3 separate regions of the Homo sapiens genome follow, and all the other regions are linked to region 1. Evidence: chromatin loops called from intact Hi-C (ENCODE). Cell type or tissue: HCT116. All regions are shown on one strand.

Evidence for each region. Peaks named below come from ENCODE experiments on the same cell type or tissue, not always from the same donor. Only the 100,000 strongest peaks of a DNase experiment are listed, where the experiment ranks them.
Region 2: a loop joins it to region 1, with 7 times the contacts of the local background. A loop is called at or near these places in 106 of 110 quality-filtered maps.
Region 3: it touches region 1 in a loop (7-fold over the local background); 80 of 110 quality-filtered maps call a loop at or near these places.

Annotation. Positions count from the first base shown.
Region 1 is chr10:89,213,268-89,221,267 of GRCh38, forward strand. It overlaps LIPA (lipase A, lysosomal acid type), which reads right to left. Exons shown (of 10, transcript NM_000235.4): 9 at 2,671-2,742; 10 at 305-1,794. The coding sequence ends at 1,561. Among named protein-coding and RNA genes, the nearest start is that of CH25H, 10 kb to the left of the region's middle. In HCT116, CTCF peaks have their summits at 144 (motif pointing left), 3,904 (motif pointing right) and 4,589 (motif pointing left); DNase peaks (open chromatin) are centred at 3,904 and 4,574; H3K27ac peaks cover 350 bases.
Region 2 is chr10:89,026,620-89,034,619 of GRCh38, forward strand. No RefSeq gene overlaps it. Among named protein-coding and RNA genes, the nearest start is that of MIR4679-1, 33 kb to the right of the region's middle. In HCT116, a CTCF peak has its summit at 3,400 (motif pointing right); DNase peaks (open chromatin) are centred at 3,412, 5,722 and 6,122; H3K4me3 peaks cover 878 bases.
Region 3 is chr10:88,831,822-88,839,821 of GRCh38, forward strand. ANKRD22 (ankyrin repeat domain 22) reads right to left here. Exons shown (of 6, transcript NM_144590.3): 2 at 14-205. Among named protein-coding and RNA genes, the nearest start is that of ANKRD22, 16 kb to the right of the region's middle. RefSeq lists an enhancer at 4,129-4,278. In HCT116, a CTCF peak has its summit at 3,983 (motif pointing right); a DNase peak (open chromatin) is centred at 3,990.

The DNA.
Region 1 (8,000 bases):
CTAAAACTTAAAGTATAATAATAATAAAGAAAAGAAAAGAAAAGAAAAGAAAAGAAAAGAAAAGAAAAGAAAAGAAAAGAAAAAGTAGTGAGGGAAGAGAGCGTGGGAAGATTTGCAAGCAAAGCCAAGAGTGCCCTCTTGTGGCATACAAAAAAATGATTTTTAAAAATCACTCGTTACTTGGTAGCCCTTCATTTCCCGGAGTAAACACATTAACCTTGAGAAGAGTTCCAAGTACTGCCAAGAGAGAAAGGGAAGAACCGGATGACTGTTAAATAAAAGAGAAAAAACATACACACAATTCTTTGGGCCTATAAGTCTCACTCAATTTTATTGAAAAGTTTAAGACTTTAAAAGTTACAAAGTAGTATTCGCCCTGCCTATATTAACCATTAACAAGCATTGTACTGTTAGTGCAGCTAAAGTAATTATATCAGAAAAACATATCAATTGTCATTTTGTCCACCGGACAGTATTGTAAGGAAATGATGCTGCAAGAAAAGCAGACAAATATGGACTTCCCAACATAGGGACGTGAAGCAGGTGTATTAAAAATAAGGATGCATATAAAACTAAGACACAAAATGAATCCCTGAGCTGAGTTTGCATCCGAAAACATCACGTTCACACTTCATTTGGGTGAAAATGAACAAGGACACTTCTCATGGGCAACCACGGGGCTTTGGCTTCACACAGATGTGATCAATAACGACAGTAGCGGGCTCCAAGAGTACATTAATCTCAGAAAAAATAGTGGTATAGTCTCCACAGGGATTTGCTTCTCAGATAAGTAGAACTATGGCCTGCCATGAAATTGAGAGCTCATGAATATAGATGGTTGAGTGTATCAGTCTTCAAAGCATTTAAAACATACTTTTGTTTTTGTTTTATCAGTGCAATTTGTTTTTGAAGACGCCGGAAAACTATTTCATTTAACCTGAGCAATTAAAACGTGTCAAATCACAGCTGTCACAGTTAGGTTTGATAAAATTAATTGTTAGCATCCTTATTACTGGCACAGCTGTGATATTTCTGGATTTGACTATGCACCTGCTGCAGGAAAACATGATAAAATGTCATTTAGATCTCTAACTACAAGACCGTTAGACTAGAGAGCTCTTTAAGGCAAGGACATGAAAACTGCGTACTTTTATACCTCGCTTAAGTCAGTGACAGATTTACCAATGACAACACAATTTTAAAATTCCAACACATATATTACTTTGTCCTATGAAGGGCAAAAAGTCAATATATTTTAAATTTTAAAAACAGAATGGATATAATGACCTTTTTACACATCAGTGATATTTAAAAGACTTAAAGAGACAATACTATGGTTGAGACACTGGCTTCCTATTCCAGCCCTAATTAAAGAAAAAATAGCTAGTATGTTTCTAATTGAAACTAGAGTGAACTGGGCATCTTCAAAGTTATCATTTTCTTGGATATAAAAAAACAAAAGACCTGGGAAAGAAAAACAAGTGTTTTACAGAAATGAAGCAAACACATTTTCACATGACATAATCATTGACTTGGTGGTACACAGCTCAAGTCCAGCTTTCACTGATATTTCCTCATTAGATTAATAATTTTATTATAAAGCCTCCAAGGGGCATCCAGGCCCCAAATGAAGTCAAGATGCTCCCATTCCGGAATGCTCTCATGGAACACCAAGTTGGTGATCTGAGTCAGTAAGATATTGACGTCGTAGACATCTGCAAGCCAGTCGTGACCCCCGCTCCAGACTGCAGTCGGCACAAGCATGTCCTTCACATTGTATGTGGGAGGATAACTCTACAATGAAAAGGAACCAGAGAAAGCCTCGTTGTTGTTGTTGTTTTAATTTTCAAAATCACAATAAGCGCAATCTCCATTAAACATTGTCTAGTAAGTTTGACTAACAGACTAAATTTTTAAAATCTCTTTGAGTATCTTTTCAAGTTGCCATTACCGGCACAAAAAAAGAAATCTAACCCCAAATGAGAGAATGCTAATTATAATCGCCACTAGCTGTGGAGCTGCTGCCGTAGGCTGGGCACCAAAATGAATGTTTAATCCCCGGCAAGGAAGGTGTTGTACTCCATAGGTAGTACACTCAAGGCAATAGTGGCTGGAAAGAGTTTGGGGTCATGCCCTCCTACTTCTTCCCTTTGGGTGTAAGACAAGTCACAGAAATTCTCTAAGCCTCACTGTCCTCATGTTTAAGTCAGAGATAATCACGTTTACATCACAGAGATGCTCTGGGAATTAAATTTAAAAAACAGAGCAAAGTGCCTCACACTTCAGTGCATTTAGCATGCTCAAAAATGCTAATTTTATTAGTGCAGGGAAGAGGCTTAAGCAATGTAATCTGGCCAAGGCCCCATAGCTACCAGATAACAGACATAGGACTGTCTGACTCTACAGGCTATGTTCGTGATTACTCTGAGTAATGCATAACAGTGATGATTCTTATTTAGAGCTGGGGAAAGGACAAAGAGAGGAGGCCCAGTCCACAACACCAGCTACAAAGCTTGGATTGTTCTGAATGGACTGATGGAAAACAAACACTAGTCAACTCCTGCAAACATTTCCCACAGCACCTGAGCCTGGCCAGAATCCTGATAGGCCAGGCTGGCTTTCTTGATGAGTTTTCAGGGCCCCCTTTAATGAAAAGACTAAAAACTTTACCTGGTTGTAATGAAAATAATTCTTGGCACTGCTTCCCCAGTCAAAGGCTTGAAACTTTTGGAATTTAACAGCCTAAAAAGAAGATAATTTGGAAAAGAGTTATCTGACACCAAAGTTAGAGATAACATCATAGGTTGCTGGAGCTAGCCACAACCTCGGAAATCAACTTTATACCAATATCCAGATTTACTCTTCATTTCCAAGGCATTATTTTAAATGAGATGGCATGGTTTTGTCCTGCTTTACTGAATGACTCAATTTCTCATTGTATGATTGTTAAGCAGCTACCACCTGACACAAGAAAGCAGCTATGCACATATGCTGTCAATTATACTAGATCAACAGTTGCTCCTGCTAGCGGAACTTTATGCTGACATTTTCTGCTGAAATTTGCATCCTAAGCTTTTTCAAAGAGTTAGTCATTTTACTTGGGAAATAAAGGTAGACAGATAGGTAGCTACATATATATATACATATATATATATATAATAGAGAGAGAGAGAGAGAGATGGATATATATAGATAAAATAATTATAATATACAATTGGCCCTCCATATCCAGTTTTGTATCTGTGGATTCAGCCAAGTGATATTTTGCAGATGGAAAATATTTGGAAAAAAACAATAAAAGATAATAAAACAATAAAAAATACAAATTTTAAAACAGTGTAACACCTACTTACATAGCGTTTACATTGTATTAAGCATCATAAGTAATCTAGAGATGATTTAAAGCATATGAAAGGATATGCATAGGCTATATGCAAATACTACATCATTTTATATAAGGGACTTGAGTATCTGTGAATTTTGGTTTGGGGATGATGTCTGCAGCCAGTCCCCAAAGATACTTGAGGGATGACTGTATATTTTCTATTTACCCATTCTACTTGTCTAGTTATATTAGTCAAATTTTAATGATGGTATTGATTAAACACTTTTTCTTGAGTACTGGTATCAGTATAATCACCAAGTAGTACTGCATGCCAGCACAATTCTAACTAGTTAGGGATACTAGAGCCATGAAATTGAAATTGTATTGAAATTTACATTTATTCATATTTAAAATAGTATAATATAAAATATTAGCAAAATGTCACTTATTTTTAAAATTCAAAATAGTGCAAATCCATATTTCCTCTACACTCTCAAATTAAATGTATGTCAAAAATTAAACACAAAATTGGCAAGCCAAATGAATTTGAAATGGTAAGTTTTGGCCACAAGGTGGCGCCTGGTAAAAAGAAATGCTCAGACATTCTTTGTCAAAACTGCTTTTGATTTATGTGAAGTCTGTTCTAATCAACTGCATACAATTCTACTGTTTGATGTAATAAAAGACAGAGTGAGATGATATACTATAGGGGATTGTTACAGGAGAAATATTTGGCATCTGTTTTTGCCGTTGCAAATGACTGATATTAAATACCTGTGGCATATTTAACAAGCAAAACAAAATTTGGATTCACAGCACCTGTTGGTACATCTGTTCCCCATCTTTGTCAGTGAAAATATATTGATGCAAACTATTCTGCCACTGAACACAGACAGCAGTTCATCACTTTGTCACATGTCCTTCAGCATTCATATGAAGCACCAGCGTGAGCACAGAATACAAAGGTGAAACTTGCCTATAGCTCAGACTGAAGTTCTAAATTTGACTTTGTGCTAAGTCACTTAGGACTTCAAGCTATCCACTTGAAAGGATATTTCAAAAGAAAAGTATTAAGATGATTTCCAGTAACAAAAACCTGGAAATAAGCTAAAGCCCAATTTTAATAAGTAACAATCCCTTGTAGTATATCATCTCGCTCTGTGTTTTATTACATCAAACAGTAGAATTGTATGCAGTTGATAAGAACAGACTTCACATAAACCAAAAGCAGTTTTGAAGAGAATGTCTGGGCATTTCTTTTTACCGGGCGCCACCTTGTGGCCAAAACTTACCATTTCAAATAATAGATATTTGGGTAAATATGTTACATAAATATACACAAGGGGTATGCCACTGTCATAAATATAAATAAAATACAAACAGAAAATGGCTTACAGATAATCTCATAAATAATACTAAGTGGAAAAAAATGAAACCAAATATACACTAAGGTTATACTTCTGTGATAATCATATCACAGAGTATATGTAGATAATGATCAGGAGGAAATGCCTATAGTATTAGGATAAACCGTTTTAAAATGACATTTAAAAATTATATTTAGGTCTTGAATGGTAATAAAAATGTAAACGGGTTCAACTTTTCTAAAGTACAATATGTATTAGAAGTCTTAAAGCTATGCCTACCCTCTCCCTTACTAAGTCTACTGCTATAAATGTATCATCCTAAGAAAACACTCTAACATATAAGGACAGATGATTTATGACTGCAAAACAACTATCACTGCAAAAAACAAAATGATAATAAAATTCAAGCAACAGAAACTGCCCTTTATGACAAATATTTTAAAACTTTAGTTACTGACCCGGAAAGGCATTTTTAATTATGGCAGAGACTGCCACCCATTCCCATTCTTGCCTTCTTCCTTTCAGTAACAGAATCCCTAAAGCTTTCCCTAAGTACATGGCTGCCAAGATAGAAACCACATCCTCATCCTCCTGCGAGCAGCCAGGCTATGGCCATACCGCTCACTTCTAAGCTATCTCCTTCGCACAAAGTCACTTGCCCTGAGCTCCCTCTCCCCTGCCTTCCTGTGAGTTGGAAGAGACATGGAGGTGACCGGGCTGCAACCAGGCAGAAGAGGACAACACCCCGAGGATGGCAGAGCTATAGTATGGAGGGAACTGGGTCCCTGCATGGCCTCATGGAACACAGCCAAAACCCCCTCTATCATCAGTCTGGGCCACCTCTCTCTGAACTTTATTATGAGAAAGAAATAAACTCTTTATTTAGCAGCTGTATTTTGGGGTCTCTAATACAACAGCTTAACTTGTATCTAACAAATATAATGGCATTTCTTTAAATGAAAATTTACATAAAAGCAGATGTAGTATGATCTGACTTTTGTAATGGAAATGATTATATTACAAAACTGTAAGATTATACCAAAATATTAATAGTGGCTATTGCTGGGTGCTAGACATACAAGTCATTTTTCTTTCACTCATGTATTTTCTAAAATTTCATAAAACATATTACATGTTTAACAAAAATTATACTGAATATCCTTTTTACAGTGTTCTTTAAAAGCCTACCAAAAGTATGTTTTTTCCTTTAAAGAAAAAAAAAAGAGCACATCGTAATCATCTAAGGCACTTAACTCAAACATAGATCCCAGGGTCACAGCCCTAGGAATTCAGAGTCTCCACAGGTCTCAGACAGGCCCAAGAACCAGTATTTTTAATAGCACCTTAGGTAGGTCAGAACAACACTGGAAAACTACACTGGGATGGCCTTCTTCAAACAGGTGAGAGTACCTGGGCTCTGGGCAGGGCCAGTGAGAAAGTGAGAAGTAATATCAAGTCTTGGCTCTGGGGAGCTCCGAAATTCATCAGGTTTATAAGGAGAATGGAAAGATGAGTATGCTATATTTAAAATCCCGCTAAAGAACAAGGTATGGAATTTATTAACAAGTTAATCCTAATTATTTAAACAAAAAGTAAACTTCTGAATGGACTGTAAACAAAATGGCCTTTAAGGTCAACCCCAAACTCATACCATAAGAGCCCTCTAATGCCACACCTGAATTCTAGCCCCAGCCTGCCCGGCATCCAGGCCTGCCCAGCTTCCACAGAAGCCTTTTCCTGCACTGCCTCTTGGAGCCTGCAGCCTGCACCAGTGGCAGCCCCTGGCCAACAGCCCAGAGGAGGGAAAGCCAAAGGGAAGATCCGATACAATGGCTGCACAAAGCAACCAACCATTTTACTGACAAAAGATGGTACAGCGGGTAGAAGAGCAAAGGCCCAGGCTGCCTTGTACAGCAAATCTGGGCTTTGCAAATATTCTGGAGGTATATTCCAGGGTAGTTAGAATCTAAAGTCACCAGGTCACAAATGGGGCACAGAGCAGTGCTCTGGCCCTCACCCTGCAGCCTTTGACCCTGGCAAGCTGCTGGATAAGAGGGCTGGAACAAGACCAGTAGCCTAGATGATAGCCGATCCAATGTCTCTACTGCAAACCCCATGCCCAGTGGAGGCCCAAGACACAGAAGGGTGAAGCAACACAGGTCTGTAATATAAAATAGAGTTGGCCTAGGACAGCCTTGGTTTCAACATTCCCAAGGGCCTCTGACATCCCAGGTCTGGTGGCCATTTGTACTTTGCTGAGGCCTGGCGTGTACTGTGTGTGGGCTGCTGGCAGTCACTAAGCTGGTGGGAAAGCTCAGGATCTGCCTCCAGCCAGCTCAGTCACCCTCCATCATCTCTGGGGGTGCAATAACTGATGAGGTGACAGACATTGGGCCTTTTAGGAAAATGTCCATTAGGTAAGAGGTCCTAGGCATCCTCAAAAATGTAGGGGAATTCTAGTGACAGGGTATATGAAGAAAACAAGTGACTATAAGCATAAATGTGACCAAGGAGAAAAGCAGAGACCTGAACCAAGAACGAAAATCCTCAATCTTTGTGAATTTGAGGATTTTTGAAGGTTTGGGGGCATTCCTTAAGTGGTAAGCATGTGCTGTTCAGCACGTCATGAACTATTTGCATTCCAGATGCCCCTCTTTTAGGCCACAACAAACTCTGCCCCTGAGGAACTGACATTTAACTCTCAGCCTTCTAGTTACTATAAAGGACCAGGAGCCTCAGGCCAGGCTCTTCCTAGTTCCTTAGAGACGAGCCCCAGGGAAAGGAGAACTATAGCACTGTTAGAGTTCCTGGGGCAACTGAAGAAGGAGATGAAAGTATCAGGATGTCCCGAACAGGTCTGCTCCCAAACCTGGTGGAGCAAAAGAATCTACCAGGCAGATTTTTTAAAAATGCAGATCCTCAGAAATAAAAAGGAATGAACTACTGACATACACAACATAGGAAAATTTCAAAACAAGTATTCTGAGTGGAAGAAGCCAGACAAAAACAAGTATAAACTGCATGACTGTTCTCATGCAAGCTCTAGAAAATGCAAACTAAGCTACAATGACAGGAAGCAGATCAGTGGGATTGAGGGGAGGGATGGGGGGAGGTATCACAAAGGGGCAGCAGGGACCTTTTAGGATGATGATATATTTGCTGTGTCGATTATGGTGATGGTTTCACAGGTGTATACAAACACTGAAATATATCAAATTGTATACTTTAAATATTCTATGTCACTTATACCTCAATAAAAAATTTTTTTTTAAAATAATAAAACGACTCGGGAGGCTGAGGCAGGAGAA
Region 2 (8,000 bases), 190 kb before region 1:
TATGTTTGACTAATTTTACAGGTCTAGGCATCAAAGAAAAATTTGCTGTACAAATGATCATACAAATTAATGAGCGAAAAGATATCTAACTCATCCCTGAGACAACATGAGGTGCAAACAACTGTGTGTTTCTAAATCTGCAGTACAACCCAGCAAGTATATCATTGTTTTTCCTCCTGATTATGAAGCCAGTACATAGTCAGCTAGAAAATTCAAGCAATACAAAACAGTTTTAAAAAGAAAGTGCAAAAGGCCGGGTGTGGTGGCTCATGCCTGTAATCCCAGCACTTTGGGAGGCCGAGGAGGGTGCATCACCTGAAGTCAGGAGTTCGAGACCAGCCTGGCACCATGGTGAAACCCCGTCTCTACTAAAAATACAAAAATTATCTGGGCGTGGTGGCACGTGCCTGTAATCCCAGCTACTCAGGAGGCCAAGGCAGGAAAATCACTTGAACTTGGGAGGCGGAGATTGCAGTGAGCCAAGATCATGCTACTGTACTTCAGCCTGGGCAACAGAGTGAGATCTGTTTAAAAAAAAAAAAAGTGCAAATTAATCCCAATCCCACTGTTCAAAGGTAACTCTTGTGAATTTTTAGATATCTACACACACACAAAGTTAAAGAAAGGTGATCACACCATACACGCTTATAACATGCTTTTTACTCAACAATGGGTTATGGTTGCTATTCCATGTTAATAAATAAAAATAATTTCTTTTTAATATTCCTTTTAAATATAATTGTTATGGTTTGGCTGTGTCCCCACCCAAATCTCATCTTGAATTGTAGTTCCTATAATTCCCATGTGTCATGGGAAGGACGTGATGGGAGGTAACTGAATCATGGGGATGGGTCTTTACCATGTTGTTCTTATGATAGTGAATACGTCTCATGAGATCTGATGGTTTTATAAAGGGGAGCTCCCCTGCACATACCCTCTTGCCTCCTACCATGTAAGACATGACTTTGCTCCTCTTTTGCCTTCAGCCATCATTGTGAGGCCTCCCCAGCCATGTGGAACTGTGAGTCCGTTAAACCTCTTTCCTTTATAAATTACCCAGTCTCAGTTATGTCTTTATTAGCAGTGTGAAAACAGACTAATACAATAATATTCTTTTTTGGTACATAGTATTTCACTGCTTTGGGGTATCATATGTTGGTAAAATACAAATGTTATCATAATTTATTTTGCTGAAATACAAATGCTATTAAAGAATGTGAAGACATTTAACCACTATGGGTCATGAACACTTTAGTTCTTACTTGACTTATTTAACCTTAAACTAAAGACTTGGTGGGGGAGGGCAAGGAGGCCATGCCCCAGGAATTGGGCATAGGTCTGCTGTGTTAGCAGGCTCAGGTGAACAGAGTGTCTCCAGATGGCTGAGGAAAGGGAGAGCTCTGGACAAAGGATGAAAGAGAAGAGGTTGATGTTGAAATGGACTTCTCTAGGTAGATACACTTGGGTTGGCCCTGTCTGGGGCTTTGGGCCTCTCTAACTCTCAACTTCCAGTATAAGTCTAAGCCAAGTTCAAAGGTATAGGTTCTGGAGCTTCTCCCAACAGAACAAGGTCGTTTCCATATGACTCAATACTGGCCAAACAGCTAGCCAGTAAGTTATGGGGAGGAGGGAAAAAAAAAGAAAGTACTTAATTAAAGAGGGAGGAAATTAACTTTATTGAGTGCCTACTATGTACCATCGTATATGCTTACACAAAAAAGTGTTTGGCAAAATTCAATATCTACTTATGACAAAAATTTTTATGAAACTAGAAATAGGAGGGAACATTTTCAATTTGGTGAAAGGCATCTAGGAAAAACCATTGACTAACATCAGACTTAATGGAAAAGAATTGAGTGTATGTTATCTGACTACTCCATCCAATGGTTCTGTTATCCCCACTTTACAGATAGAGGAGACAAGGGCTGAAAATATCAATTAACTTGCATAAAGTTATACAAAGAAAATTCTAAGAAATCAGGAGGCTATTGTTAAGAACACTTGCAATCTTTAACGTCCTGCTAGGACTAAAAAATTGTGTCTATCCTCTTCCTACTTTGAAATTTGAGTTTGATAGATAGGGTTTCAGCAGCAACTTGGAGATGCTAAACAACAAATAATATCAGATTCACTCTGGAGGCTGCAGCAGAAAGATCATCAAAGATATGGTTTGGAAGATGTGACTTGAGGGGAATAAAAATGAAGTTATTGAACCAAAATTAGCCCTGTTTATGGGTTTGTTCATTCATTCAATAAATGCTTATTGTATTTCTACTCTGTGCCAGGCACTGTACTAGGTCTGGCTTATATACATGGTTACCTCCTGGAACCATTAGTCAAGAGGCAGACACTAATGGGATAGTGACACAGTTAAATGCTAAACACAACTTTGGCAGATGTCATTAGAAGAAAATGTAATGTGGGAGCATGACAGGAGGACTTGACTTAGTGTGTGAAGTCAGGAAAGTGACCAAGGATCTGAAATCTCACGAAACGAAGGTCTTGCTAAAGGTTCCCTGGCAGGAGCAAGAAAGAGGAGCAGAGAGATTGGAGGAAAGGAGATCAAGAACAGCCTGAAGCCTGTTCATGTGGGGGTAGTCACTGACTGTGGCTTTACTTATACAGCAGCTTGGGAGGTTTGACATTCAAGGCAGGAGAAGTACTTGTAAAGATTGCCCAAACTGAGGACTTATTAATAGCTGACAACTTCCACAGATTCCTGGGATGGCTTGAGCAAACTTTTTTGTTATCTTGAAGGCTGAATGTTTCATGTTTTTGTCCGCCTAGCCATACAGCACTAGCTGTGTTTGGGGCCCTCCACGTAATTCTGTGGTCTGTATCATGTGTCTGCCAAGTGAAACCCCCCATGAAGATTTTCTTGTGAATTTCCAGATGTTAGTGTGTTGAAATTGAATGGAGAAGAGTCCCTCTTATCTCTGTATATTCCTGGGAATTGAAAGGGATGGCGGTCCCTCTTCCCAACATTGAAATCAGCCTTGGCTTCTTCAGGAAGATTTTGTAACTATGACAAATATATATATATATATTTTTAAAATTTTCATTTTAGGGCCAAAGTTCTAGAAAGCTAGACATGTGTCAGCTGCAGAAAGTATCCACCGAGATGAATGGTTTTGGCTCTGCTGGCTATTGCATGGCATGATGACCTCGTGTTCCCAGCCCTAAATGAGTAAATTAACCTCAGCTAGGAGAAAAAATCTTAGCTACAAAACCAAAGGCCAAAGTCCAGAGGACTCGTCAGCTTCATCAGTAGAGAGTGAGTATAGCTCAACACAAATCCATCACTGAAAGCAGTGCAACCAAGGCAGCGGCGAGGTTGGTGGGGGCTGGGAGGAATCAACTTCTCTAATGACAGACAAGGCTGTGCTTCACTTCCACATGGCCACAAGGTGGCAGTGTTTCTCCTGGTACTAAAATTTGCCCCTGCTTGTATGAAAAAGACTTATTCCCTATGGAAACAATGTCTGTCATTTCACATTTTGATTCATTTTTTTTCCTCAACAGAGAAACAGGCCAGCATGGGGTAAGGCAAGGATTAAATGTGAAATCGGGTAGTCCAGGTTCTAATTCTAGCTCTGCCGTGAACTAACTGTATAACTTTGGATTTACCATGTCTGAGTTTCAATTTGCTCATCCACAAAATGGAGATACATCTCGCCTGCTCTTCTTATAATTGTCAGGCACAATAATAAACTATATATGCAAGTGTGATCAATTATAACGTACCATAACACTGGTTCTTAACTTTTAATATAAGAATCACATGAGGAAATTTTAAAAATACACACCCTCAAGGCCCAGCTTCTAAAGATGTTTCAAGAAGTCCAGGCCTATGCCTTAGAGTTTGTATACTACTACATATTCATCTGCAGGTATCAAGATGATGAAGGCCTAGGGACCACAATTTGAGAAACTACACTATGCAAATATATACCAGTAGAAAGTGAGAGGTTAAGGCACAGAAGTTTCTCTTACCTTTTCATGTAATGGTATTTATTTTTCTCTATTTTGAGTAAAAGTTTTACAAACACTCCACTACCCTTAGATTAACTAACTGAGGGCAGAAGTCTATATTTTATTCACCTCCTTATGTTCACAGCAATTGTTAGGATGTTAATTGGATAATAATCAGATAACAATGGTTATCTGAATCTTTGATGGAGGTAATCTGTAGAGCATCCCTAGCAATGTCACTCCATTTACAGGGATATTTGGTGATAGGACCTGGCAGACTCAATAGAATTCACCTGAGCTTTGCCTTTGTACCCCCATGGGCTCATTTTTGTCACCTAGTAAGTGACCAGTGCCATTTAGCAATTGCTGAATCATGGGCTTCACTGTGCTGAAACAGTTGTGCAGGAAATTTAGCAATGAGGTTCCATAAAACTCCCGGAGTTTTCTGTCACTATGGTTATCACAGATCACCAGGGCTTTTCAACCAGCACCGGCAGTATTTTCAGGGTCTTTAAGAGAGACTTAGCCCCCTTACTCCTCAGAGGGTGCTCCCTGCTGAGCTGTTGCCCTAAGAGAGGGTCTAGTTCAAAGGTGAATATAGCAGGAGAGATGTGCAGTCTGGCACCTTGGGCCTGTGGCCAGGGTACAATAGCTCGAATGTGATATCCCCAGCACCTGAATGTGGATATTCAAATCTCCTCTTAGGTAACAGCAAAGAAGACTCTTAGCAAAGTTGTCAGAGGCAGCTACGGAAACTTGCTGTATTCAAATTTCACATTGATAGAGAAAGGAAAGTGCTTAAATTGAACCATGGGCTTTTAAATCTTTCAGCAAATATTTATTGAGCAACAGTTGTTTTTCAGCAGGAACCATTCTAGGCCTTTGATTAAAATGTGAGTAAAATATCCAAAGACTCTGCTATTCTGAGGTTGAGATTCCAGCAGCAGGAGATGGAAAAATAATAAACATAATGATTACATAAAATACTTTATGTTAGGAAGGGATATATGATCTGGTAAGTAATGCAGGGTATAGGAGATTGGGGAGAAGTCAGTGAGGGGAAGAAGCAAGGTGTATTATTAAATAGAATGGTGAGGAGAGGCCCCTGTGAGATTGGAACAAAGACTTGAAGAAGAGTTGTTCAAACAGAGAAAATAACAAGAGCAAGGGTCTAGGGCCAGAGCACGCCAGGCACTCAGGAGGCATAGCAAAGATGCCAGTGCAGCTGCAGTGGATGAGCTCAGGGAGATCACGGGAATCCAGACCACATAGACTTGGTCCTACTGGAGGACAAGGATTTTGCTGAAGGTATCTTTGTATCCTCAAGGACGAATATTGTGTTTTGCTTGCACCAGAGGCTCGAATGGATTGGCCTCAGGATAGGATAAAGCCTTGGGGGAGGTTGTGCCACAGGAAAGAGCTGAAGGTCTAGCCTTCAGGGAATGGGCACCCCTTTGGGAAAAGAGATAATTCACGAGAAGTGGGTATAGTATGCATGCTGGAGTCAATTGCAGTGTGGAGAGCTGCAGAAGAGCATTTGCTGAATTAGTGGGACCCTAAATCAGTATGGGGAAAGGTCCCCACTGCAGCACTTTCTACACCTCATCCTCCTATATTCTACTTGTGCCTGTGGCCTTTTCTCCACCCCGCCCCCTGCCCACTCAGCACTCAACTGACCTATGCATAACACCTTAGTCATCCTTTCACTGAGAAAGGACTTTCTTAAGAACTTAGAATGCGGAAAGTCCCTTTCTCCTTTTCCTCTTTTTGTTTTCAATTGAGATGAAGATCACATAACATAACAATTAACCATTTTAAAGTATACAATTTCGTGGCATTTAGCACATTCACAATGTTGTGCAATCGCCACTTCCATCTAGTGCCAGAACATTTTCTTCACCTCAAAAGAAAATCCATTAAGCAGTCACTCCCCACCCCTCCCTCTCCTCAGTCCCTGGAAACCACTAATCTGATTTCTGTCTTAATGAGACGAACTCTTCCAGATATTTTATGTAAATAGAATCATATTCTGTGTAGCCTTGTGTGTCCAGTTTCATTCACGGAAATGCGTTTCTTAACTCTAAAAACAATCCAGTAAAGATGCAAATTTTAATTACTGCACAGTCAGGAAGGTAATGCAGTGGCAGCTAGTTATGTCTGATGGCAGCAGTCCAAGGCTTTCAAGATTTCTTCAGCTTCTGAAGGTGACATGAGGAAAATGAAATGTACATAATGCTTGTCAGACTTCTATTTCCTAGAGCCAGTAAGCTTTGGATAAAGATCCAGAATATGGACGACATCAGTAATAGCTCTGATAGATCACCTCACAGCCTTACCTCATGTTCCGCCCTTAACTGTCAATAACAGCAAGTGTTAGAACAGGTAAGTTTACTGTGCTGGTTTCCTGTGGAGGGTGGGAGTGAAGAGAGGTTTGAGGTTGTCTTATTCTTCAGTCTGGGTGTATTATCATCAGTCCATGCAAGAACACTTGAAAACATTTTTTCATTTATGTATTTTATTCCCAGACTCCACTTCTATTGGCATTCCTAATAGGTAGCCATTCTAATGTATTTAAAATGCACGTTTCTCTTTGTGTGTAGTAATGTGAACTATTTATTGCTGTCTTGTGTACCTACATTTTTTTTTTTTTTTTTGAGATGGAGTGTTGCTCTTGTTGCCCAGGCTGGAGTGCAGTGGTGCGATCTCGGCTCACCACAACCTCCACCTCCCAGGTTGATTGTATGTTAACATATCTCATGATATTTCCACTCAATATGATGTTTTGAAGATCAATCCATATATATGTACGTAAATAAGTCAATAAACTTTTGTATATTAACCTGTATATATAATTCATATATTTGTAAGCATCATGTATATCACACACATGCATACACATATATCTAAATATACATCATATATCATATATCATATGACATCATATACATCATATATATCACAGCACCTTGCACAAACTTGGTGTTAAATAAATTAGTATCAACAGAAGGATCAAGTTTTGCTTTTCATACCCACAAAATAGTTTCTTTCTAAACTAATCTACCTTTTTGAAATGCAGGATAAATATAATACTATTATTCAAGATAATAAAATCACTTCATACACACACGCACACACACACATATATATATACACATATACATACATATGTATGTATATGTATGTATATGTGTATGTGTATATATATACTGGAGGACAAGGACTTTGCTGAAGTCATCTTTGCATCCTCAAGGACGAATATTGTATTTTACGTGTACCAGATATATATATTCCATTTTGCAGTGGGTCTTATTACCCTCATTTTAAAGATAAAGAAACTGAGGCTCCAAGAAGATGACTTTGTACATATTCACACCTCTTGCTGCTGACAATTCAAACTGAATTCTTGTACTCCAGAGAGACTCCTGATATCATGAGTAGTGTCATTTGTTGGAAATCATGGTCATGCCTTCACTGGAAGCCTAGTGAACTTTCACTGAACACCAACAGGCATCTGGCCTGAGATCTAGAGTTAACTGAGTGGGTGCTTTTCCCCCACCCCGAGTCAGTTCTCAACTGATGCTTTTTTTAAGGTGAACAGACCAGGCTCAGGTCAGCCAGGTACTTTCTGTGCCTCATACTGTCTTTCACAAATGTGGGGTGTGTGTGTGTGTGTGTGTGTATGTGTTGTGAAGTCCCTATTCTGTATTCTGTTTCCAGCTTACAAGATCCAGTGGTTTCTAACAAGAGCTACAGTGGCCTTGTTTGTTTCCAGGTGATTCTTTCTTGATGGCATTTGGCAATATGATTGAGACGACAGCTCGCTGACTTTAGAAACATATGTACACACCTGTAATGTGACATTTTGTTAACTGAAAAAATATGTATTGAATATTTGTCCAACTACATCCTAGCACTCATCTAAACGCTGCGCATATAGCAATGTACTCAATGTTATTACCACAATGAGTTTACCTCATGATGAAAATATACAGCAGAAAATAAATATAGTAATTAAATATTTTCTACTC
Region 3 (8,000 bases), 380 kb before region 1:
GTCATGACCTCACCTGGTTTTTGAGGTTGACATTAGCATTTCTTCTTAAAAGGAAGGAAACGATTCTCACATGCCCTCGCCTGCAAGCACAGATCAGGGGCGTGTCTCCATTAAAGCCATCTTGAACGTTGGCATAGCTGCTGTCTTCTTTCACCCACCGCCACACTTGTCCAAAGTCATTCTGATAGGCTGCTTGGCAGATGGGCTGGGTCGGGAAAAACAAAAGCAGGTTTTGAAATACTGGCATAATTAAACCACAAAAACGAAAAAAAAGTCATAACCCAATACATTAAAATTTAAATGTTTTAAAATTGTAATATATTGCTTTGCAGGTGAGATTTTTTGGTCTCAGTTATGCCTAGCTTTAAGTCTAGATCAAGAATTAGCCCATGAGGAACCTCCTACATTTTCCTAAGTTTTCTTGGCACACACTTATGTCCATCAAATGGATGAATAAATAAATGAAATACTACAAATTCAACTCAGTAAGGAAACTATGTATAGTGCTTACAGGTAGGTGGGCCTGTCGGAAAAGCATTCATTTTCTTTACTAAAGATAAAATACCTTTATCTTTATCTTTACTAAAGACAAAATACCTTTATCTTTATCTTTACTAAAGACAAAATACCTTTATCTTTATCTTTACTAAAGATAAAATATCTTTATCTTTAGTAAAGACAAAATGTCTTTATCTTTATCTTTACTAAAGATAAAATGTCTTTATCTTTATCTTTACTAAAGATAAAATAGAAAACAAGCATATGGGGAGGAGTTTAGGGCAGTACTAGTGATGAAATAAGACCTACATAGCACCCTGTATTCAAGGAGCTCAACAGAGCAGAAAAGACAGTTTTTTAGGCAAATAATATACAAATTATATGGTTAACTACACTTGATTAGATGCTGTTTATAAAAAGCATTATACAGAGCTTCACAAGGCACCATGGGAGTTTAATAGCAAGACTTCAGGTAGCATGATCTTGTCCTCTTTCCCTCCTCTGCTCCAGCCTTTCTCGACTTCTGTTCTTCAAAGTTTGGTTGAACCAAACCATGTTTGGTACCTTCCATCTGGGCTTCTGCCCTGAATACTCTCTCTGCATAAAACACACCACCTGCCTTTCTTCTGAATAACACCTAGCTCACCCTTCATGTCATAATTTAATTTTCATTTTATCCAAGAAGTCTTTTCTTACTCCCAACATTCAGTATCTCTCCCTCACAGCAACTGACATACTGTAATTCTTTTCTTAATTATGTACAATCATGTATTTAGGGCTAGCATGAATCAGGAGAGGTTTGAGGCAGTGCTGAGAAGGAAGGCACTGAAGTTCAGGCCGTAAACCCCATTTTATTTACTGCTATTTCTCCAGCATTCAACACAGCACTCAGCACATGGGAGGCAAACACTGAATATTTTTAGACTAATCTTCAGATGATGTCTTTTAAAAAGCATTTAGAGTAATACCTGGCATATGGATGGTGCTTAGTGTATGAAAGTTATCATTATTGCAATTGTCATTCTTTAATAATCAAGTCAAATCCCTGCTGTGTGCCAGTCACAGGTACCAGAGAATAAAATATGTTATCTTATCCATGTAAAATGTATCTGTCAAGTGGGGAAATAGGACAGAGACACACATACACAGAGTAAATGACAAGAAAAAAATTTTTTGGTATGGGTAGGTACATAAGCACCTGTGGAAACTGGGACGTATCAAGGGGAAAGTCAAGTGGGTGTATTTGCTAATAAACTGAGGTTCTAACATAGCCAAATATCACAATAAGTGAACTATGTTATACTCTTAAACCTAAAGGCCTACTCATGAAAGAAACATCCTAACAGAAAATTAACTCAGCAGCAATTAAAGGCAAACTTCTGTACCTTAAAAATGAAATGAACATGATACATGGGCTTTAAGTTTCACTAGAAATGCACAATTTCACAAATCACCTATTCTGTTATCCTGAAGTCTTCCCTTTACTAAGCTTTCCAACAGTTGGGCACTTCAGTGTCTCAGCATACTGTGTGGCTGATGCAGAAAGGACTGGGGCAGTTGAAACACTTGTCTCATGTCAGAAAAACAGGATGTAATTGTGGCTCTGTTACTACCTCCCCCGGTGACTGTGGACAATTCACTTCCCTACTGTATCTCAGTGTCCTCAGTCATTAAATGAAGGAGTAAGGCAGAAGTTCCCTTGGGTTTTCATATTCGATTATTTCTGGGACTCTAGTCTCAACCAACAAATCTTCCACATCACTGCTGGAGTCCAGGGTTATGTCAACACAATAGTGCTTAAATAAAACCTTCAGTGACTTGCCATTGTCCTAGCAGCAATGCCCAGTCATTTGGAGTTCAAAAATAAGTAAAACAAAACTAAATGCAACAAGACAGTGTTAAGTCACCAACTCTTAATTTTTCAATTAAATGTATTTAAAACAATACTATTATTTCATAAAAGATATTTTAACAAATACAAAGATAAATGAAGGGTATTTTAACAAAATATGTAAGAATATAATCACCAGGGGGAAAGCAGTTCTTTATATTGGGTAGATTTAGTTAGCTTTATAGAAAAATTCATTTTATTGTCCTTTTAAAAGATTTTACCATAAACTAGTGAAAATTTAATAATGGAGTGATTAGCAGTGAGCACTACTCATCAAGCATTTGGAAATTGGTGGTCTACCATGAATAGCTTGGAAACAAGTGGCTTTAGAGCTCTTTTTCTCTTTTCTCAAATATTTAAATAACTTAACAACATTTAAAAAACTAGAATATTTCATGTATTAATCTGGCTTTCCAGCTTCTCTTTAAAAATGGAAAGTTTTGGCTGGGCGCGATGGCTTACGCCTGTAATCCTAGCACTTTGGGAGGCCGAGGTGGGTGGATCACCTGAGGTCAGGAGTTCGAGATCAGCCTGGCCAACATGGAGAAACCCCATCCCTATTAAAAATACAAAAATAAAAAAATTAGCAGGGCATGGTGTCTGGTGCCTATAATCCCAGCTACTCTGGAGGCTGAGACAGGAGAATCGCTTGATTCGGCAGTGAGCCGAAATCGCGCCACTTCATTCCAGCCTGGGCGACACAGCGAAACTCTGCCTCAAAAAAAGAAAAAAAAAGAAAGAAAAAAAAGAGAAAGTTTTGCTAACACTGGGCCCATATTCCTGTAGGATACCAAATAACTGGTGCTTAGTGGCAGTGACTCCAATTCTCCACAGTCCCCACCACTCGCCATCACATTACACTGGTTCTCTTCACTCATCTATGTTACCTGCCTGGTAACATAGACCTCCAGGAGCTCTCTGCTTAGGCTTCTCAAAGTCTTTACTAAGAGCTAACTAAAAAGAAGAAGAGGAAAAGATGGGGAGTTGTTCTGCAAGAGTCACTCAGTGCTTTTGAGGGCTTTCTCAACCCCATTTGAGCAATATTATGTAAAATACTAACCCTATCTTTAGTCTTTCTTAGGCTTCCTAGATCCAAGACACAGAGTTACCAGGAAGCTAAGTGTCTTCCTTCTCGGCTGAGATGCACAAGTACAGTCATACTTCACTTCACAACAGGGATACGTTCTGAGAAATGTGTTGTTAGGTGATTTTGTCATTGTGGGAACATCACAGAGTTTACTTACACAAACCTAGATGGTAGAGCCTATTACTAATATGGTATAGCCTGTGGCTTCTAGGCTAAAAACCTATACAGCATGTTACTGTACAGAATACTATAGGCAGTTGTAACACAATTGTAAGTATTTGTGCATCTAAACATAGGTGAACATATAAAAATATACAGTAAAAATATAGCGTAAAAGATAAAATGGTACACCTGTATAGGGCAGCTCCATTATAATCTTATAGGAACACTGCTGTATATGCTGTTCATTGCTGATCGTGACATCATGTGGTGCATGACTATAATTTAATGTGAGAGTCGCACTAACGCTGAAGACTCCATGCTGTTATGAACTTGCGGTTTCCACTAGGGGGCAGCGCAGCGTAAGAAAAGCACTGACAGCGGGCAGAAGGGAAGTCCAATAGAAAGTGCTGGTTCACAAGCCAGGTATGAAAAAGAGAAGAGGTTGTCCATTTGGGTTGCTGGAAAAGCTATCATAAACCCCTTTTAACCCCTTAAGCTCTGTAATTTGGGGGCACCCTGGGTGTAGAAGAAACACACTTGGGAAATTATTATAATAACTCTATCCCCTAATAGTCTCAGAACCCTTCTGTCCATCCTCACTGCTAAAGTACTGCTTCAGATCTTCATCATTCTCACCAAGACTATTGCACACAATTCTTTCAATCTCACGTGTTCCATATGCCGTTTTTACAACTTCATCTCCTACCACTGTCTTATCCACACCCTTGATCTAAATAAAGGTATGTGTGTTATTAACAGCCATCTCCCCAGCTAGACTGTAAGCTATATAAGGGCACTGTGACTACATGAGGCTACATTTTGTCTGTACTGATTCATCATTGTACCCCCATAACATAGTGCCTGGCACATGGTAGGCATTCAATATGTACTTAGTGAGTAAATAAGAGAAGGAAGAAATTATAAGATGAGCTAACAGTTATTGAGTAGCTCAGTTATTCTATATTAATCCTCACAACAACCCTCTAAAGTAGTATTAATATACCTGTTTTGCACAGATGAAACTAAGGGAAATTGTTTTCCTTGCCCAAAGTGACATAGTTCACAACTGGCATGGCCAAGAGTCAAATCAAGGGGAATGACTGCAGAATGCGTACATTCTATCTCCAATCACTTTAGTCTTAAAAATCAGCCTTCAAAATGTCTTCTGGCTACAAGACTTCGCATTTGATATTTGTGTCCAAAATTAAGCTACAGTCTGTATTCGGGATATTGATCTGTCCACTTGTGGCACTGACTTGCTGGTTATACTGGTTATACATCCAGACTCCTTCTCCAACCTGACCTAGAATCAGCAATATCCACCAAGAGATAAGAAGTGTCATCAGAGAGTCTGCAGAAGAAACAGAAAAACGTTAAGACTCAAAGGCAAAGAAGTGAAAGTTTCAAGAAGGAAGACAAAGATCATTGAATGTGATCATTAGCAGCCATGCAGAGGCCAATTTTCATACAGTGATGGGGCTGAAGGAAGAATACAGAGGCCTGAGCACATTGTCTATGAAGAATTAGAGGATGCAATTGGAGAGGAATTGTAGTCAGTTTGGCAGTGAAAAAGCTGTTAGGGAAAGCTAGAGACTTCAAAGAGGGGGGTAGCAGTGTCCAGCCAACGTTCCACACGTTTGTAGGCAAAGTGGTGTCATCAAGTGGTTACAAATCCAGGCTCTGGAAACAAACTCTCTGGGTTCCAATCTCAACTCTGCGACTTAACAGCTATGTTATTTGGACAAGTTACCTAGACTCTTCATGCTAAGTTTCCTTCTGCTTTTGATAATCATGCCTTCTTTATAAGTTTCAGAAAGAATTAAATGTAACTGTGCAGATGAAGCACTTAGCTCAGATCTGAGTCACAGTAAACCCTCAATTAATGTTAGCTACTCTTATAATTATTAAAGCATAAGGAGCCAATGAAGATGGACAGGAGTGGTTATGAGAGGGTAGATAATTGATCAAAGAGAGTGAAGAGATGATAGGATAGAGAGCATTAAGATGGAAACATTAGTCTCCTACATAGAAGGAAAATTCTGGCTCTAAGGCCAAAGCAAGGGAGAAAAGAGAGCTACATGGATGGAAAGAAGTTTAGACTGACTGAAATTTTTGCCAGAAAGTCAGAGGTTTGATCTTCATTCATTATACTACTATATATTTGTCATAAATAAATAGATACATCTAGATAACTAATATGGTTTGGCTGTGTCTCCACCCAAATCTCATCTTGAATTGTAGCTCCTATAATTCCCACATGTCATGGGAGGGACCCAGTGGGAAGTAATTGAATCATAGGGGTGGGTCTTTCCCATGCTGTTCTCATGATAGTGAATAAGTCTCACTAGATCTGATAGTTTTATACAGGGGAGTTCCCCTACACAAGCTCTCTTTTGCCAGCTGCCATGATTGACTTTGCTCCTCATTTGCCTTTTGCCAGATTGTGAGGCCTTCTCAGCCATGAGGAATTGTGAGTCAATTAAACTTCTTCCTTTATAAATTACCCAGTCTTGGGTATATCTTTATTAGCAGCATGAGAACAGACTAATCCAATAACTAAATAAATAGCATTGACATTTAAAAAGATGAATGGATTAATGACAGGAGATGTGATTGAGACAAGGGTAGATGAGACTTTTGAGCATGATGGGGAAGATTTTGGACCATCGTAATTAAAACTGTCTACATGAAATGAATAAAAATATAAAATGGCTTTGAAAACCAGGTTGTAGAAACACAGTAAGAAGATAGAGTTGACTGAGCCTGCCATGTGAGTTTGTGATTTTCTTCAGCAAACCTAGATGAGGGAAGAGTACAGAAAGTGAAGAGGGCAAGAGCAAGGATTAGGAAACATGTCTGTCAGGCAAGAGAAATGAGAGGAGAGTGGTTTACCATTAAATTCAGTCTTAATGGGCATCATATGTAAGCCAGATAAAGACAAATGAACTTGCAAAAAGAGAGAGACAAGCAAATAGAAACACAGAGAAGGATCAGAGCACAGTTCGTACATGTGGTCTATTAGAAAAGTAACCAGTTTAGAAGTTATCAGAGAGATGTTACAGATAAACTCTGTCTAGGGATGAGAAGTCAAGGGTGGCCTTGTTGGGTATCTGATTTGGAGTAGAAACACAGGTCAAGAAGGGAGAATGAAGCTTATGGATGTTGAGGTCACTGAGGATGACCCCGGGGGACAGAAAGAAAGGGGAACTTGTGTTCCAGGGAGGTGGAAGTGGGCCCTGGAATACAGTGGACAGAAGGGAGAATGTAGAGAAAGGGCCATAAGCAGAGATTTCAAGTAAGAAATTGAACCATGGTCAAAAAACAACGGTGACCAAGAAGTAGACTGAATCAGCAGCCACCATAAGAGAAGGTGTCATAATGCCCAGGAAAAGCCAGATTTCAGTGAAGGCACAGAGGAAAACAGACTAGTAGGCGAGGAGGAGATTGAAGAGAAGGAGTATTTACCAGCAGGGTGCATGAGTTCCCATGGGCTAACCTGTGAACAGCGCTCCCTAGAGCCGTGCTCTGGACAACCTGAAAAGCTAAGACACAGGATTGATAGGGCCCACTGACTAACTTTTCTCTTCAGCCTCATCTATCAATCTCCCTTTTGCTCACAACTTTGTGGTGATTTCTGGGGCATTCCAGGTTCATTTCTGTCTTCTGGCCTTTACACTTGCATGTGACCTATATGGCGGGCTTCCTGCTAGGCCAGATCAAGTATCAGCCCATGAATCACCTCCTCAGAGAGGACTTCCCTGACCACTCAGCCTCCCAGCCCAGGAACTTTCTCTCTCTCACATAATCTTGTTTTATCTTTTTAAATTGCACTAATTGGTATTGAAATGGGGTGTAATGTGCCCAAGTTCCTAGAAAGTGAGGTATCTATGACTTTTACCTGGTTTTTAAAGTGCCCCTCAGTGGGCCAACTGTGTATAAACCACTGCTGTTCTGCAAGCTCTCCCATCTCTGGTCAGGTCAATTTCCTCACTTCTATGTTTGGGCTACTGGCTTGCCATCCTTATCTTTTAAATTGTGCTATCTATTCTTCAAGGCCCATCTCATGGTTCATCTCCAAGAAATCTCTTTCATCTTTCCTACCTGCAGCAGGAAATATACAGAACCTCAAGCAGCTCATTGGCCTTAAATGAGCTAGTGGGTTAAATGTAGTCTCCTTAACTAGACTGTAACCCTCCTGAAGTTAGGCTTCCATAAGGTCAAGCACCCAGAACATGGATAAAAGTCATTTGTTGGTTGACACATGGATTCATCCGATCTGGCTGGGAAGTGAGGCTAGGAAAGGGGTTGATGTTTAGAAGGTAATCGATCATGTAAGGACCAGGACAATATTTCGCCTCAGTG